Linked DNA regions of Homo sapiens: region 2 is linked to region 1. A link is an interaction called in ENCODE POLR2A ChIA-PET data of the cell type or tissue named here. Cell type or tissue: Panc1. All regions are shown on one strand. Each heading gives the region's core, and the rest is flanking DNA. Links, peaks and the distances in the headings are about the cores only.

Region 1 (5,381 bases), core at 111-5,110:
GTGGACACAGCCACCCAGACCCTCCTGTTTGAAGATTACCTGCTCCACCAATGAGCAGGCTACTTGACTTTCTAGCCATAGCTGATTGGTCAAGAAGTAAACACGTGGTCCAGCCTGGGCCAACCAGATTGTCTTTCCTTGGAGGAGTCCTGTTGCTATCTCGGCTGGTCTCCTCCATGGAGATGGTATGTATCAGTCATGGAGATGGTATGTGTCTGAGTCAAGGATCGTCATTTTCTGCCCTGTGCTCTGAAGACAGATTGACGATGAAGAAAGAGGCAGATGCACAAAAGGAGGCAATGATGAAAGAAGGAAAGACAGGCCTGGCTTTGATGCAGAAAATACTTTGTCCTACTTCCTATTTTTCCTGGGGGAGGGCTAGCTACATTGTCTGCACTTTGATGACAGGCATTACATGAGGCCCCTGGATCCCTATGTCAAATTTCCTCCATTTAAAAAAATTGCTTAAAGTAGCCTTGAAAGAGTGTGTTAACTGTCACCAGAGAACCCCAGAGAATTCTCTTGTCTGTTAGCCAATTAACTTCCTTTACCTTCCAGTGCACTGCTCCACTTTTCTCTGGACCTTCATTTCCTCATGTATAAAATACGAATAATAATAGCTACCTCAGAGGATTGTAATAAAATTAAATAAGATGATAAATCTGGGACAGTTTTTTTCTGGGATTGTTTTTTAAAAACTATTAATATTATATATTACCTCTTTTCTGTTTGACTGTGAATTACTTAACGGCAAAAACCATGTCACTGTTTTTTTCTTTTTTAGAGACAGGTCTTGGTCTGTCACCTAGGCTGGAGTGCAGTGGTGCAATCATATCTTACTTCAGCCTCAAACTCCTGGGCTCAAGAGAGCCTCCTCCCTTAGCCTCCTGAGTAGCTGGGACTACAGGATGTGCCACCACACCTGGCTAATTTTTAAAAAAAAGAGTTTTGTAGAGACAAGGGTCTTATGATATTGCCCAGGCTGGTCTCAAACTCCTGGGCTCAAGGGGTCCTCCTACCTAGGCCTCCCAAAGTGCTAGGATTACAGGCAGAAGCCATCTTGCCCAGCCGTTTAAAAAAAAAAATTTGGCCGGGTGCGGTGGCTCACACCTGTAATCCCAGCACTTTGGGAGGCTGAGGCAGGAGGATCACTTGAGGTCAGGAGTTCAAAACCAGCCTGGCCAACATGGTGAAACCCAATGTTTTCTTTCATTTTGTCTCCACAAAAAAATACAAAAATTAGCCAGGCATGGTGGCGGGCACCTGTAATCTCAGCTACTCAGGAGGCTGAGTCACGAGAATGGCTTGAACCCCGGGGGGTAGAAGCTGCAGTGAGCGGAGGTCATGCCATTGCACTCTAGCCTGGGTGACAGAGCAAGACTTTGTCTCAATAATAAATAAATAAATAAATAATTTTTTAAATCTCCAGCTCCTAGCAGGGGATTTGGCACCTACTAGCGTGCCTGATAAAGGTTTGTTCATGAAATAAATAATTGATATTTGATGAATTCTTCCTACAAATGACCTCATTTAATTCTTACAGCCCCTGGAGAGAGAGATATTATTAACTCTATCTTACCAATGAGGAAACAAGGGCTCACAAAAACTGGGTACAGTTCTCAAGGCTGCACAGTAAGTGGTTGAAGCGGGGTTTTTCTTATTATTATTTTTAATTTGAGATGGATTCTCACTCTGTCGTCCAGGCTGGAGTGCAATGGCATGATCTCGGCTCACTGCAACCTCCGCCTCCCAGGTTTAAGCGATTCTCCTGCGTCAGCTCCCGAGTATCTGGGATTACAAGCGTATGCCACCAAGCCCGGCTAGTTTTTGTACTTTTTTGGTAGAGATGGGGTTTCACCATGTTGGCCAGGCTGGTCTCGAACTCCTGACCTCAGGTGATCCGCCTGCCTCAGACTCCCAAAGTGCTGGGATTACAGGCGTGAGCCACCGCGCCTGGCCTAAAGCAGGTCTCCAAGGCACTTCTCTCTGCCCTCTGAGCCTACACTCATGACCATCACATTAGACTGGACACAGGTGGGCTTCAAGGCACGGTAGCCACTCCATGAACCTGGGAGGAGGCATTTACAGCACAGAAAGGGCAGGTGGGCTGCCTGGAAGCTGGAGGCTGAACACTCTGCTGCCCTGTATCTGTCATAGCAAGAAGCCTAGTGAGCTGGGAGCTGATCTGGGAACCCGCGGTCTGAACTCCAGCTGCCCAGGCTGCAGGGCCGAGGCTCCACATTCCACATGCTCAGCATGCTAGCCTCCCGCTGTGGCGGGACCGGTGACAGATGCACTCCGAGAACCAGCAGACACCTCTGTGCTCGCCCACTTTAATTAGGTGAAGGTGTCAAGACCCATTAGGATCACCTAGAAATACGACGCCGGGCCTGTGCTCCACCCACACATGCTCCAAATCACTGCCTTCCCGCTGAAGCTACTGTTTCAGTAGCATCTCTTTATTTGTAGTTAGTTCTTAAAAAGTTTTTAAAAATCCTCCCACCTCAGCCTCCTGAATAGATAATACAACCACATGGTAAAATTTTCAAACAGCACCGGAAGATACATTATAAAAATCAGCTGGACACAGTAGCTTAAGCCGGTAATCCCAGCACTTTGAAAGGCCGAGGTGGGAGGATCCGTTGAGCCTCGGAGTTCGAGACTAGCCCAGAGAAACATGGAGAATCCTCATCTCTATAAAAAATAAAAAATTAGCTGGGCAAGGTGGTGCACGCCTATAGTCCCACCTACTTAAGAGGCTGAAGTGGGAGGATTACTTGAGCCTCAAAGCTGGAGGCTGCAGTGAGCCATGATAGTGCCATCGCACTGCAGCCTGCCAGGGTGACAGAGCAAGACCCTATCTCAAAAATAAATACAGGAATAAATAAATAAATAATCAAATCTCACTTTTATCACTGACCTGCAACGCCACCTCCCCACAAGTCATGACTATTTTAACTGTCCCTTGTGTATCCTTCCATAAGTGGTTTTTTTTTTTTTTTTTTTTTTGAGATGGAGTCTCGCTCTGTTGCCCAGGCTGGAGTGCAGTGGCACGATCTCAGCTCACTACAGCCTCAAATTCCCAGGCTCAAGTTCAAGTGATCCTCCTGCCTCAGCCTCCCAAGTAACTGGGCCCGCAGGCACACACCACCATCATGCCCAGCTAATTATTTTTATTTTTGTAGAGACAGGGTCTCTATGAAAATATGAATACTCATGTCTAGGAATACGTATATCTAATTTTTTTAAAAAGGCACACAATTATTTTAATAAGATATTTGGAAGTGGCTCAAAAGCACAAAGAATGCTACATTCTTTCCATGGTGTTTATTACATCATTTCCGTATTGTGTGGATGGATGTCTATGCTGTATGTGGTCATTCGTTATCACAAACAATACCTCAGTGAGCTCTTTACATCCTCAGTCCTTGCTTTATGTGCAGTATATTCACAGAAAAACAATTCCTTGCAGTAGAATTGTTGGATCAAAGTCTAAGCTTTTTTCTTTTTGTTTGTTTGTTTGTTTGTTGTTTTTTTTGAGACAGGATCTTGCTCTATTGCATGGGCTAGAGTGCAGTGGTGTGATCATAGTTCACTGCAGCCTCCAACTCCTGGGCTCAAGGAGTCCTCCCACCTCAGCCTCCCAAATAGTTGGGACTACAGGTGGGTGCCACTACACCTGGCTAATCTTTTATTTTTTTTTGTAGAGAAGGGGTCTCGCTGTGTTCCCCAGCTGGATGTGTATTTTTTTTTTTTTTTGAGATAGAGTCTCGCTCTGTCATCCAGGCTGGAGTGCAATGGCGCGATCTCAGCTCACTGCAACTTCCTCTTCCCAGGTTCAAGCAGTTACCCTGCCTCAGCCTCCCAAGTAGCTAGGATTACAGGCGCCCACCACCACGCCCGCCTAATTTTTGGATTTTTAGTAGAGACGGGGTTTCACTGCCAGGCTGATCTTGAACTCCTGACCTCAGATGGTCCACCCACCTCAGCCTCTCAAAGTGCTGGGATTACAGGCATGAGCCACCGCGCCTGGCCTGGATGTGTATTTTAAATTTGACTAGATATTACCATCCAGTGTAATGTCACCAATTCATGATTTCCTAAAAACGTGTGAGTCTCTAGGACAGATTCCACTTCACTCTGTTTCCTGATTTTTGGGTCCAATTTGTCTCATGGAGATTCCACAAACGTTCCCCTCACTCCAGCCAAGCGCCCGACTCTAGGCAAATCCTCTCACACAAGTTATAAAGCAGAATTATGAGTCTGGCTGGTAAAAGATCTTTTAAAAAATTATTTGCATAATATAAATAATGCATGCTCATATAAGTAATTGACAAGAGCTTCCAGTGGTGAAGGGAAATGTTTAGGAAATAATATTAAATGACAAAGGCAGAATGCAAAGAGTGGTTCTTAATCTTGAGTGGGTATACCAGCACACCTGAGAACTATTGGAAAATATGGATGCTGAGATCCCCAGCCCTGGGGATTCTGTTCAGTAGGCTTGGGATAGAAAGAGCAAGGGCAAAAGTCAGTATTTTTATAAGCTTGCCGTGAGAGGCTACGTACCCACAAAATGTTATGTATTCACTATAATCTCAAATGTGATCAAAGAACAAAAATCGAGGAACCCGTCCAAGAGTAAACAATGCTTTACTGGGCTTGGTGATTCTGTAGTGAGATTTTTCCTCTGGGTTTTGCTATGGTTTTCCAAATTTTCCTGCTGAGAAATGTTGATGTTCAGACAATAAAAGGATGTTCTAAAAATGTGGAGGCTCCCTCCCTCTCTCCTTTCCTTTTTTTTTTTTCCTTTCCTTCCTTCCCTCTTCCCTCTTTCCCATCTTTCTTTCATTTTTGTCTTTTCTTTTCCTTTTTATACAGAGTTTCACTCTGTCGCCCAGGCTGGAGTGCAGTGGTGTGATCTCGGCTCACAGCAACCTCTGCCTCCTGGATTTAAGCGATTCTCCTGCCTCAGCCTCCCAAGTAGCTGGGACTACAGGCATGTGCTACTATGCCCGGCTAATTTTCGTATTTTTAGTAGAGATGGGGTTTCACCATGTTGGCCAGGCTAGTCTCAAACTCCTGACCTCAGGTGATCTGCCTACCTCAACCTCCCAAAGGGCTGGGATTACAGGTGTGAGCCACCACACCCAGCCCATCGTTTCTAGTTCAGTCCAGACTGGAGACGAAAGAGACAGGAAGATTGATGAGAGCATGCGATCCTGAGCTGTGTCCCTTTGCTCTAAAGAGCATCACTGGGACAATTATCAAAACTTGAATAAGGTCTCCAGGTGAGAGGTATATGGAAGTTCTTTGTTCTAATATCACAGTTTTTCTGTAAGTTGGAAGCTTCAAGGCTTTATGGAAGCATCTCACCATCACTT
Region 2 (5,381 bases), core at 101-5,100, 680 kb before region 1:
AACTCTGTCTCTACTAAAACCACAAAATTAGATGGGAGGGGTGGCACACACCTGTACTTCCAGCTACTCAGTCAGGATGCTAAGGCAGAAGAATCACTTGAACCCAGGAGGTGGAGGTTGCAGTGAGCCGAGATCGTGCCATTGCACTCCAGCCTGGGCAACAGAGCGAGACTCTGTCTCAAAAAGAAAAAAAAAAATGGAGGTATTTTTGGTTTTTAAAACTAAAGGGAAGGGTATTTGCTACTGGCATCTAGAAGTAGAGACCAGGGATGTTCTAAACATCCTACAATGCACAGGATGGCTCCTCCCAACAAAGAATTGATAAAATGTCAATAGTATGAGGTTGGGAAACCTAGTTTATTCCTTAAGTTTATGACCTATTGTTTACAACTTAATAGGTTTCTGACCTATTAAGTCATAAATTCATGAATGATACAGACCTTATCTCCTTGCATATAGATTATAGACATTGCCACAGTGTTGGGCACAGACTATGTACATAGTGGATCAAAAAAAAAAAAACAAGGCATTTGAAGGATGACTATGGAAATGATCCATTTATATACCAATGTCAGATATTACATATTTTCAACAGAAAATTTGAGACCTGAGGGTTTTCACTTCCAAGTGGTAGCTCAAAATCAAACATGAGGCATTTCCAATCTTAGGGACTTTAGATACTTCTGGAAAAAAAATCATGAAGTTGTAGGCATCAGAAAGTTTCTGTGACAAAGAGCTGTAACTTTCAAAGTTTGACACATGAAGGGACAGATGGTTGCCAACATTTATTAAGCACTTGCTGTGTACATGGTGTGAAGCATCATCTCCTACATCCTCCAAGCCCTGTGAGGTAGGGCTGTTGTGATCTCCATTCTACAGAGGCAGGGACTGAGGTGCATAGGGGTTAGGTTCCCAGGGTCACCCAGAGGGTAGGCAGAGCTGGCTGTGCAAGAAGGCAGTTTGAATGAATGGGTGCAGCATACAAGCATGGCACATGTATACATATGTAACAAACCTGCATGTTGTGCACATGTACCCTAAAACTTAAAGTATAATAATAATAAAATTTAAAAAAAGAAGGCAGTTTGAACCCAAAGCCTGAACTCTTTGCCTAAATTTCCTCTTGAAGAACTCCCTGCTGAGTTTACACTTCCCCTGAGAATCCTCAACGGGGTTGTCTGTCCTGAAATGTTGACTCTTGCATTTTGTGACACGACTTTAGGAAAATTAATCAGAATTGGCTAATGCAGATTCTTACAAGGAGAGGTTTGAAGACTTCTTGGCATCCAGACTCCTGGCGTTGCCCATGTCCCACTCTCTGGTCCATTCTGCAAGCTGCCCTTTTTCTCCCAACAAGCTCCCCGTCTGCTATTGATAGTTTCTGCTGTTCCCAACCAGAGAGTTTTGAAAAGATTCAAGGAGGAAGTTCTGACCTCTGGGGCTCTACTGGCCTCTGGAAGCAGCTAGGGACTCAGTCTGGGACAGGGAAGCTGTAATGTGTGAAGCCTGAAGTTCAGCTGAGGAAAGGGAGAGAAGGAACACGAAGATACCACCAGGCTTCCTTCCTTAAATGCACAGAGAACAGGTGACTTGCAGGTTGCAGGAGGTGCATGGGCTTGCATCAGGCTGCCCAGGTTTAAATTTTGGCCCTTTCTTACTGACTGTTTAACTTTGAACAAGTTATCTAATATCTCTGAACCACTTTCCTATTCTTGAAGGAGGTGTATATTTATGCCTGCTTTGTGGAGTCAATGGGAGGATCAAATGAGCTAACACTATATTGAATTACTCTTCAGACACATGTTTACCACATTTTATCATCTCTGGAATTGGAATGTGACTTACAATTGAGGGTATATCCTAGGTTATTGGATGGAGGGTTTTTTTTCTTAGTGGTACATGAAACAAAAGTGAAAGTTATTGAAGTCATTTTAGATTCGGTGATATAGTATGACTGGAACATGGTACTGGCTTAAAATATCAGGAATGATGGTTTCCATTTTTACTGCCACCTTGTAGCACATCAGAATTCCATGATTGTGGGCTCAAAGTAGATCCCTCATGGGTTTGCGTCTGACCTGAAGGTGCATTTGAGCACTTGGACTCAATAAAGAACAAGGAGAGGTCACATTCTGTTCTCGCTTCCTGGGGAAGGAGGTCAGCAGAAACCTACACACAGAATCCCCTAGACAGAAGGAAATAATGAAACTCCAGTTGCAATAAATCACTCTGGACACGTTCTCTGTGGTTGCAGGAAACTTTTGCAATAGTTGTTTCTTCTCTGCTCCACAATTTCCAACACAAAGCCACTGACCCCTCCACCCTCGCTTCCCAGGCTACCAGCAAGCCATCCAGACTGTGGGTAGCAACCAGGGACTCAGTGTTGAGTCATCGCTCCATGCCCAGGCTCTGCAGTCCCTGTGATATGCCCTTTCCAAATGCCATCCTTCATCTTTAGCTTGGGTACAACACTGGGCATCTGAAGCTCTCTCTCTTTTTTTTTTTAATTGTAATGACACTTTCTATCAGATGTTATTTACTCTAACCTACAAATGCAATATGTAGTGAGCAACAGTTCATCTGGGCAATTTTATCCATATTCACTTATGCTAAATAGTTGACCAGGGAGAGGGTAAACAGCATGATGATTAAGCAAGCAAGTGATGGCTTCTACCCGCCTGGGTTCATGTTTTCACTCTTAAATGTGTGACCCTCCTCCATAGGAGAGCTATCCATCCACTTCCAGTTTCAGTGATCTCATCTGTAAAACAAGAATAATAATAGCTAACTATATTATGCACCAGGCACTCCTCCATGCAATTTACATACAGTAATTTATTTAATTCTCACTACCATCCTTGAGGTAGGTATCCTATTAACATCCCATTTTACAGATGAGAAAATAAAGGTGCTTTGAGAAGTTACATAACTTTCCTAATTACACAGCTAGACAATGGAAGTCTGTTTGTCTCAAGTCCATGCTCTTAGCTACACTTCATGTTGTAGCCCCAACCTGAGAGAAATCCCTCCCTAACTGGAAGGACCACAAGAAGATTAAACGAGGTAATGAATATGGGGCATAAACCTCTGTGCTAAGCTTTATAAACATACTAAAGATTGGGTACTGTAGTGACAGCTTCCTCTTACTAAGACCCTGTCATGTGCCACACACTATGCTACGTCCTTTGACATACAAGCTCTCTTGTTCTCACAATTACTCTAGAAAGTAAGGATTATTGTTATGTGTCTCCTTTTAAAGACAGGGAGGTAGGTTCAGAGAAATTTCTTCTTTACAAATCACTGTGTACCAGTCAGCATTGCAGGTGCTATGCTACAAGTGATTTTCCCCCAAGGTACACAATAAATGAGTGGCCAGGTCTGCCGGACTCCAAAGCCCATGGTCTCTTTGCTGCATCTGAGATGCCAACAGCAGGTTCTATTTGACAAGGGTGCACACACAGATCATTTCAAGGGAACCAAACGGGACTGGGATCCTGTTGTGTGGATCATGATGACTAAGAATAAGGAGCTGTGGTAAGAACACTTAACAGAAGATCTACCCTCTTAACAAATTGTTGAGAGCATAATACAGTATTGTCAACTACAGGTTCTATATTGTAGAGCAGATCTGTAGAGAGTATTCATCCTGCATAATTGAAAATTTATGCCAATTGAACAACTCCCCATTTCCTTTCCCTCTAGGCCCTGCTAATCACCATTCTATTCTCTGCTTCTATAAATTTGACTATGTTAAATTACGTATATGAATATTCTCACCACAAAGAAAAAAAAGAGAAAAAGGACACAAGGAAACTTTTGGAACTGATATGATGGATGTATCTATGATGTTGATTGTGGCGATGGGTTCACAGATGTGTGCATATGTCCAAACTCATCAAACTGTATTCATTAAATGTATGCACGTTTTTTTTTGGTATATCAATTATACCTCACTAAAGCTGTTAAAAATAAAATGAAATAGGCTGGGCGTGGTGGTTCATGACTGTAATCCCAGCACTTTGAGAGACCGAGGTGGGAGGATCACCAAAGGTCAGGAGTTTGAGACCAGCCTGGCCAACACGGTGAAACCCTGTCTCTACTAAAAATACTACTACTACTACTACTAATAGTAATAATAAATTAGCTGGGCATGGTGGCAGATGCCTGTAATCCCAGCTACTCGGGAGGCTGAGGCAGGAGAATTGGTTGAACCCGGGAGGCGGAGGTTTCAGTCAGCTGAGATCGTGCCATTGCACTCCAGCCTGGGAGACAAGAGTGAAACTGCATCTCAAAAAAAAATAAAAAAATAAAAAAAAATGAAATAAAAATGAAAGAATAAGGAGTTGCTCCCAGTGCATAATGAATTGCTTTAGAATTAATCCTAAAGTGCAAGAGAAAGAAGGAAGCTTGGAGATCACCTAGCTCAACCTTCCCTTTGCAGTAGAAGAGAAGAGGCTGGGAACCCACCCATGAGGTACAGCTTATTGTTAGCAGAGCAAAAGCAAAATCCCACGACCTCTGACTCCCAGCCAAACCTTCCTTTTTGATACCTATCTAACACAGAGAGTATAGAAAACTGAACCAAAGAGCTACCATTCAAGTCTTTTAATGTGTAATTTCTTTTGGCATTATAAAAGTAATGCAATTCTGCTATAGAAAATTGGGGAAATACAGAAATGAAGAAGGTTGTGACAAAAAATAAAATGATCCTGTTTCCCACCATCCAGAGAGCTGTAGATAATTTGGCATTTCCCTATGCATAGCATTTTGCTTATTTTCTTTTTCATTTTTATATACTTGCTAAAGTTCTGTGTATACAATTTGTTACAAGCCTTTCCACTTCAATTAGAAATATTTTTCTATGTTATTACAGACTATTCATAAACAATGTTTCCTTTTCAATAGTGAAATGCAATAGTTCCCTCCCCTATTTCCACACACACCACCCTCCTCATCTAGTCATATCCCCTTGGGAACCACTTTTTAAGCATTTTCATTTGAAGTTTCTCTGTTACCTCCATATGGCTAAATAACATGTGACTTCTAGATGTCTCTACTTCAGGAATTATCTGTTGATTTCCTGCTATGATGGTTGGGAGTTGGGTTCATTTCTACCACCATCTCCAAACACATATTTTCTCCTGCCTCTTCTCCCAAGTTATGCCTTTATTTTTAAATTCCTTTCTTGATTACCATTATACTATAAATAACATATCTAAACCTTGATTTCCCTATTTATAAAACTGGGTTTTTTTTTTTTTTTTTTGAGACGGAGTCTCGCTCTGTCGCCCAGGCTGGAGTGCAGTGGCGGGATCTCGGCTCACTGCAAGCTCCGCCTCCCGGGTTCACGCCATTCTCCTGCCTCAGCCTCCCAAGTAGCT

What was found. ChIA-PET counts read pairs that join two places held together with the same protein. Peaks named below come from ENCODE experiments on the same cell type or tissue, not always from the same donor. Only the 100,000 strongest peaks of a DNase experiment are listed, where the experiment ranks them.
Region 2: POLR2A ChIA-PET joins it to region 1 with 6 read pairs; 2 of 35 experiments call an interaction of 5 or more read pairs at or near these places.

The regions. Positions count from the first base shown.
Region 1 is chr16:12,634,010-12,639,390 of GRCh38, reverse strand. No RefSeq gene overlaps it. Among named protein-coding and RNA genes, the nearest start is that of SNX29-AS3, 26 kb to the right of the region's middle. RefSeq lists an enhancer at 65-359. In Panc1, for the core only: no CTCF peak of the experiment used is centred there; no DNase peak of the experiment used is centred there.
Region 2 is chr16:13,313,140-13,318,520 of GRCh38, reverse strand. LOC107984137 (a long non-coding RNA gene) reads right to left here. Exons shown (of 3, transcript XR_001752087.2): 3 at 773-2,761. It also overlaps a transcript of SHISA9 not described here. Among named protein-coding and RNA genes, the nearest start is that of SHISA9, 410 kb to the right of the region's middle. In Panc1, for the core only: no CTCF peak of the experiment used is centred there; a DNase peak (open chromatin) is centred at 2,277.